2 separate regions of the Mus musculus genome follow, and region 1 is linked to region 2. The links are chromatin loops, found by intact Hi-C in ENCODE. Cell type or tissue: heart. All regions are shown on one strand. Each heading gives the region's core, and the rest is flanking DNA. Links, peaks and the distances in the headings are about the cores only. Region 1 holds the start of Bfar (bifunctional apoptosis regulator). Region 2 overlaps Ntan1 (N-terminal Asn amidase).

The links. Peaks named below come from ENCODE experiments on the same cell type or tissue, not always from the same donor. Only the 100,000 strongest peaks of a DNase experiment are listed, where the experiment ranks them.
Region 1: a loop joins it to region 2, with 3 times the contacts of the local background. A loop is called at or near these places in 4 of 42 quality-filtered maps.

The regions. Positions count from the first base shown.
Region 1 is chr16:13,670,905-13,673,711 of GRCm38, forward strand. It overlaps Bfar (bifunctional apoptosis regulator), which reads left to right and starts at 954. Exons shown (of 8, transcript NM_025976.5): 1 at 954-1,174. In heart, for the core only: a CTCF peak has its summit at 1,137; DNase peaks (open chromatin) are centred at 957 and 1,827; H3K4me3 peaks cover 1,953 bases; H3K27ac peaks cover 1,622 bases.
Region 2 is chr16:13,819,708-13,822,514 of GRCm38, forward strand. All of the region lies in intron 1 of Ntan1 (N-terminal Asn amidase), which reads left to right. Among named protein-coding and RNA genes, the nearest start is that of Ntan1, 1.9 kb to the left of the region's middle. In heart, for the core only: a CTCF peak has its summit at 1,285 (motif pointing right); a DNase peak (open chromatin) is centred at 682; H3K4me3 peaks cover 946 bases; H3K27ac peaks cover 679 bases.

The sequences.
Region 1 (2,807 bases), core at 191-2,690, 150 kb before region 2:
AGCTTGGTATGTTAGTCAAGCAGTGTACCAACTGAGCTTCATTCCCAGCCCCATCTCCAACAACGTAGAGATGTTAAAATTTTGAAAGATCAAATCAATGATTGTCCAATTAAAGCAAGCTGTATTTGGGGGGTACACCTAGGCTAACTGACTGTCTCCTCCTAAATCGGGTTTTGAGAGAGCAGCCTCTGCTGGCTTATAGGAGATAAGAGTTTAAAGAGTTGTTTAAAGAGTTGGCTATTGCCGGGTCTGGTGGCGCATGCCTTTAATCCCAGCACTTGGGAGGCAGAGGCAAGTGGATTTCTGAGTTTGAGGCCAGCCTGGTCTACAAAGTGAGTTCCAGGACAGCCAGGGCTATACAGAGAAACCCTGTCTCGAAAACAAACAAACAAACAAACAAACAAACAAAACCCGAGTTGGCTATTAACACGTTTTTATAAAGATACAATGAAAGGGAAGGAACGAGGGCACGTACATGTGAATGGGGTTGCAAACAGTTTATTAAATCAGAACTGAGAAACAGGAACTTTTTCTTTCTTTGGTTAAGTTTCACTATGTAGCTTTGACTGTCTTGGAATTCACTCCGTAGACTAGACTGGCTTCGAACTCACAAAGATCATCCTGCCAAGCATGGTCTCACAACGTCATAGATTGAAAACATAGTACCATTGAGTTCTCAACAGATCTAGATCAAGGTGGGTAGCTGCGGAGTAAATGTGATAACGCCATTTTACCCCAAATTCCGACTCTATAAATAAAACTTTAAGGACTGCTTCTGTGGTTTTCTTCATAAATGTGAAGTTAAGATCTATTACGATGCATTCGGGCACTGTGGGAGACTTTGATGGCTGAATAAAGCTAGCTAAATACGGGAACGCAATCCAGCTGGAACCTCCAGACCTGGGGCGGTGACTTCTGTGCTTGGCTCGGACGAAAAGGAAGGGGCGGGTCGCGTTGGTGCGCATGCGCCCGCATGCCCCTAGAGCAGCCGCTCTAGGCAGCCGGAGGTCGCACGGGGTTGAGAGCATAAAGAGGTCTCTCCTCTATGGTTGCGGGAGCTGATCGTAGTCGGCCCCTAGGCCCAGGTTATTTCCGGAAGCGAAGCCTTGTCCTCTACTTCCGCGGGGTCCTGGCAGGTGGCGGTGACAGAGTGGGTACCAGGACTAGTGGCGAGGTGAGCTTCGGCACGGTGTGGGGTGGTAATGGTCCGGCAGGGCGCTTGGCTTGAGAGTGCGGCGCGGGAGACGGAACTGAACCCGCTCCCGGAGCTGCGCTGGCGGGGACTGAACCCGCTCCCGGAGCTGCGCTGGCGGGGTGGGTCCAGGCTCTGGGGCCTCCTCACCCCGGCCTGGACGCGTCCCAGCAGGGCTGCGGACCGTAGCCCCTTCCCTTACGAGGCGAAGACCCACGCCACTGCAGGTCTCTAGTCCTCCCCCGCGTCGGGGTCTGGGTCAGAGCCACTCGACCCTGGGGTGGTGACAGAGATGGGTCTTGTTTCCACTTACTTGCGGGCTATGGGCGCCCGCCACGTCGGCTAAATCCGAGGCACCTTCCTGTCCCAAGGCAGAGGGTTTCATAATGGGAAGTGAGGATAACGGAACATCAGACTCCAAAGTGACACCGAGGCTGACCTAGAACTTAGCTCTTCTCATTCCCATACACACGACTCAAAAATCGTGTGCTGATGAGAGCGTGTGTGTGTGTGTGTGTTTTAGAAGAGAGACGCTGTGTCTAACTGGGGACCTTTAACTGGGCAAGGGGCAAACCCCTAACTTTGGTTGAGAAGAGAAAGTGGGAGCCATTGGGTCCTCCCCACGGAAGCCCATTGGCCCGCCCTTGGAGTGGCCCCAACGTCACACCAGGAGAGGCCAATGCGAAGGAGTTTTCCTTTCACCTTTAGGTACGGACTGCACGTGCTGATGAAGTTTTATTTACTTTTGTCAGTGCTCTTTTATAAACAGCCTGGATGTGTCCCGACCAAAGTGCACGGTATATGCCAGGGAATATCGTCCATAAACCTGATGGGAAAGCTGTACTCTGTCCAGGCTGTTCACACACACACACACACACACACACCCTTTTCCCCCTTTCTCTCTGGCAGTATAAATGCTAACCACACTGTTAACAGCATTCAGTAAAATGTGACAGTTAGTAATGCTATTATTATCAGTCAGCAAACTTTTTACCTGGTCGAAGTTTGACATCTAATCCCACAATCCTTTAGCGATAATATTAGTATGGCTTGATAAATGGAAAGTAATGAAGCTCGAGGAGAACAAAGGGTGACCAGATTGGGAGCCCAGGTTGGCCTCGCTCTGAAGACTTAACTTTGGTTTTGGTTCTTTGTTTGTTTATTGGGGGGGGTGCATTTTGAGACAGGGTTTCTCTATGGAGTCCTGACTGTCCAATAATTCACACTAGGCTGGCCGAGAATACACAGAAATCCACCTGCCCGTGGGGATTAAATGCCACCATGCCTGGCTTGTTTTATTTGTTGAGAAAGGCTTTATGTAATCCAGGCTGGCCAAGAATAATTCTTGGACTTCTGATTTCTCTGGCTTTCTGAATTGAGTAGCAGGAAATGGAGAAGGGAGAAAATGAAACTCTTGAACTGAGTCTAGAAATCTGGACTTATGCAAAAGAGAGATTTCCCTGAGTGGTGTGTGCCACCATGCCCGGTTTATACACTGCTGATGATAGAACCAGTCAGCAAACACTCTACCAAATAGTCCAGATTAGGTAACACACAGATAAACCTTACACAGTTAACTTGGGTTTGGAGTGGATTAATCATCAAAGACGGTTTG
Region 2 (2,807 bases), core at 112-2,611:
GCGGATTATTTTTTAGCTAGAAATAAGGGATTCGTTTGGAAGTTGCTGGGTCCGGGAGGACTGCTCCCTGATGGAGTCTTGTTCTTTCCTTGTGGGGACTTCTGAAAGAGGGCTCATAGTGAAGGCAGTGATGACCAAGTATCCCACATACTAATTTGGACTCAGCCCGTCCATGGATCTCACATAGTACAGTCTAGGACGGGACCTGTTTCCTAATCAGTTATAGCCTTGAAGGAAAGATGCCCACGTTCCCTCTGAGAGGTGAAGCACTGCGTCTCTGTGGAGTTTGTGGTTCTGTCTGCTTACTTGCTTTGTCTTCCCCTGGATCTGCTTCCTGGAGCAAATGCTTCCTGAAAGCAGATGGCATTGTGCTAACCGAATATTTGTTGGGTAAGTGAATGGGCAGAATGACCCCTGAGAACTACGGGACAGGGAGACTGACTGTTAATTTGAATTTCAAGACAGCCTGATCCTAATACTGGCTCCTACAAATCGGGCTAGGCACTGTACACTGTGTCGATGAAGCCAGAAATAACACAAGAAAAGTTCCAGCACTTCAAGGATTTAGGAGCCTCTCTCCTGTGTCTGAAACTTGTAGTTTTAGTGGCCACGCAGCACATTACATGAGGCAGAGACGAGGTGATGTAGGGTGGTGTCTCCGGAAGCAAGGGTTTGGTTTATTTAGGGAGACGCAGCCCAGAAAGGATGCAGAGTGGAGAGTTGGTTTTCAAGAGCAGGGAAGTGGGGCCAAGGAGGCCCCCAGTGAGGAGGGCAAAGAGGGCTGCACATAGAGGCCAGGGGAACAGTTGGAGTGAGGACTTCAGGCCCACTTGCCTTAGGGGATGATGTGAAGGCTCCGTAGAGGAAAGTAGAAAATCAGGTCCTTGGTCACAACCATTCTTCTAAGTTTTGGTTCAATTTTGTTTTTGAGACAGGATTTCTCTGTGGAGCCTTGGCTGTCCTGAACTTGTTCCGTAGACCATTCTGGCCTCAAACTCTGAGATCTACCTGCCTCTGCCTCCCCTACTTTATTTATATGCTAGGCAATCTTCTGTTTAAAAAGATTTGGGATAGGGTCTGTGTTGCTCTGGAGTCTCACTGTAGGCTGGCGTCTGGCTCTAAGAGCTCTTCTCTCTCCTTCATCCCACATGCTGGCGTTAAAGATGTGCACTAGCACATGCTGATCTTTCTGTACTTATCTGTGTGAATGTATGCGCACATAGGTGAGTGTGTATGTGTGTGCACAGGGAGGCCAGAAGGTGGCATCAAGCACCTGTCTCTCCACTGTGTGTAATTCCTTTGAGTCACGGTCTCTCCCTGAATATGTGTCTTAGCTAGGCTGGGATGGAGCAAGCCCTAGCCATCCTCTTGCCTCACGCACCTCAGAGTTGGGGTTACAGTCATGTGTGGGAGTCTTGGCTTGTGAGTGCTGGGACCCCACTTCTGGTAGGTTTCCCACAGCAGTTTTAACTACTGCAGCATCCTCTCTGTGTGAGCCCTGTCCTCCTTTTCTATTTCAGAGAGACAAGCTGACCGTGAATGCCTTGAGACCTCTTACTTCAGTGATACTGTGATTAGAGTTATTATCCAATGTGCCCATCATGATACATTAAAAAAAATTATTCTCAGCTGGGCGTGGTGGCGCACGCCTTTAATTTCAGCACTCAGGAGGAAGAGGCAGGCGGATTTCTGAAGTTTGAGGCCAGCCTGGTCTGCAAAGTGAGTTCCAGGACAGCCAGGGCTATACAGAGAAACCCTGTCTGGAAAAACCAAAAAGAAAAAAAAAGTTATAAGAAAATTATTCTCTTATTTATTCTCTTATATATTATTACATCCTGACTGCAGTTCCCCTCTCCACTCATGATCTACTTTTTGAATGACAGCATACTATATATTGTCTTGTTTAGTTTGGTTTGGTTTTTCTGATACAGTTTCACTCTATAGCCCAGGCTGGCCTTCCACACACTCATGTATGCCTCAGCCTTGTAAGTTCTAGGATTGCAAGTGTAAACTATAAACTACCATGGCTGGCTTATTCCTCTGTGCCCTGTCCGTTCCTTTCTCTTTCTTTCTTCCTCCTTCTCTTTTTTCTTTTCTCTTCTTTTCTTTTCTTTTCTTTTCTTTTCTTTTCTTTTCTTTTCTTTTCTCTTCTCTCTTCTCTTTTCTCTTTTCTCTTCTTGTCTTTCTCTTCTTTCTTCCTCTCCTTTCTCTCCTTCCTTCCTTTCTTTTTCTTTTTCTGGGGGTAGTGGTGGTCATGGTGGTGGTAGTGTGAGACAGGGTTTCTCTTTGTATCCCTGGCTGTCCTGGAACACAGAGATATGCCTACCTCTGCCTCCCAAATTCTAGGATTAAAGGCTTGCACCGCCATGCCTGGCTCCCTGTATTTCTTTCTTGTGTTCTATGAGTACACGGCCCCAGTGGGTCATAAGCCTGATTAGTACCCCTCCCCGTTTCCTGCAGTTACACTTCCTTGGGCAACCCCAGCCTGAACATTTTAGATGGAAAATTCCAGAACACTTAACTGTCGTGTGCATGTCTCCCAGTCCTCCCTTCTTTCATGAGAGGTCTCACTGTAGCTCCAGCTGATCACCAACTCATGATCTTCGAAGCCTCACAGGCAGATGCCACCATGCTGGCTAGGAAGTTTGAAACACCTTTCATCATAGCTTGTTGTTAGGGCAATCCCATATTGCTACTGTTAAACTCCTTCCCCAGTATGTCTGGGTTTACTGCTGTCTGATTTTAGGCACCCATTGGTCAACCACAGTAGAAGGCCCCATGCTGTGAGAGTATCTTTGCTCTTATTT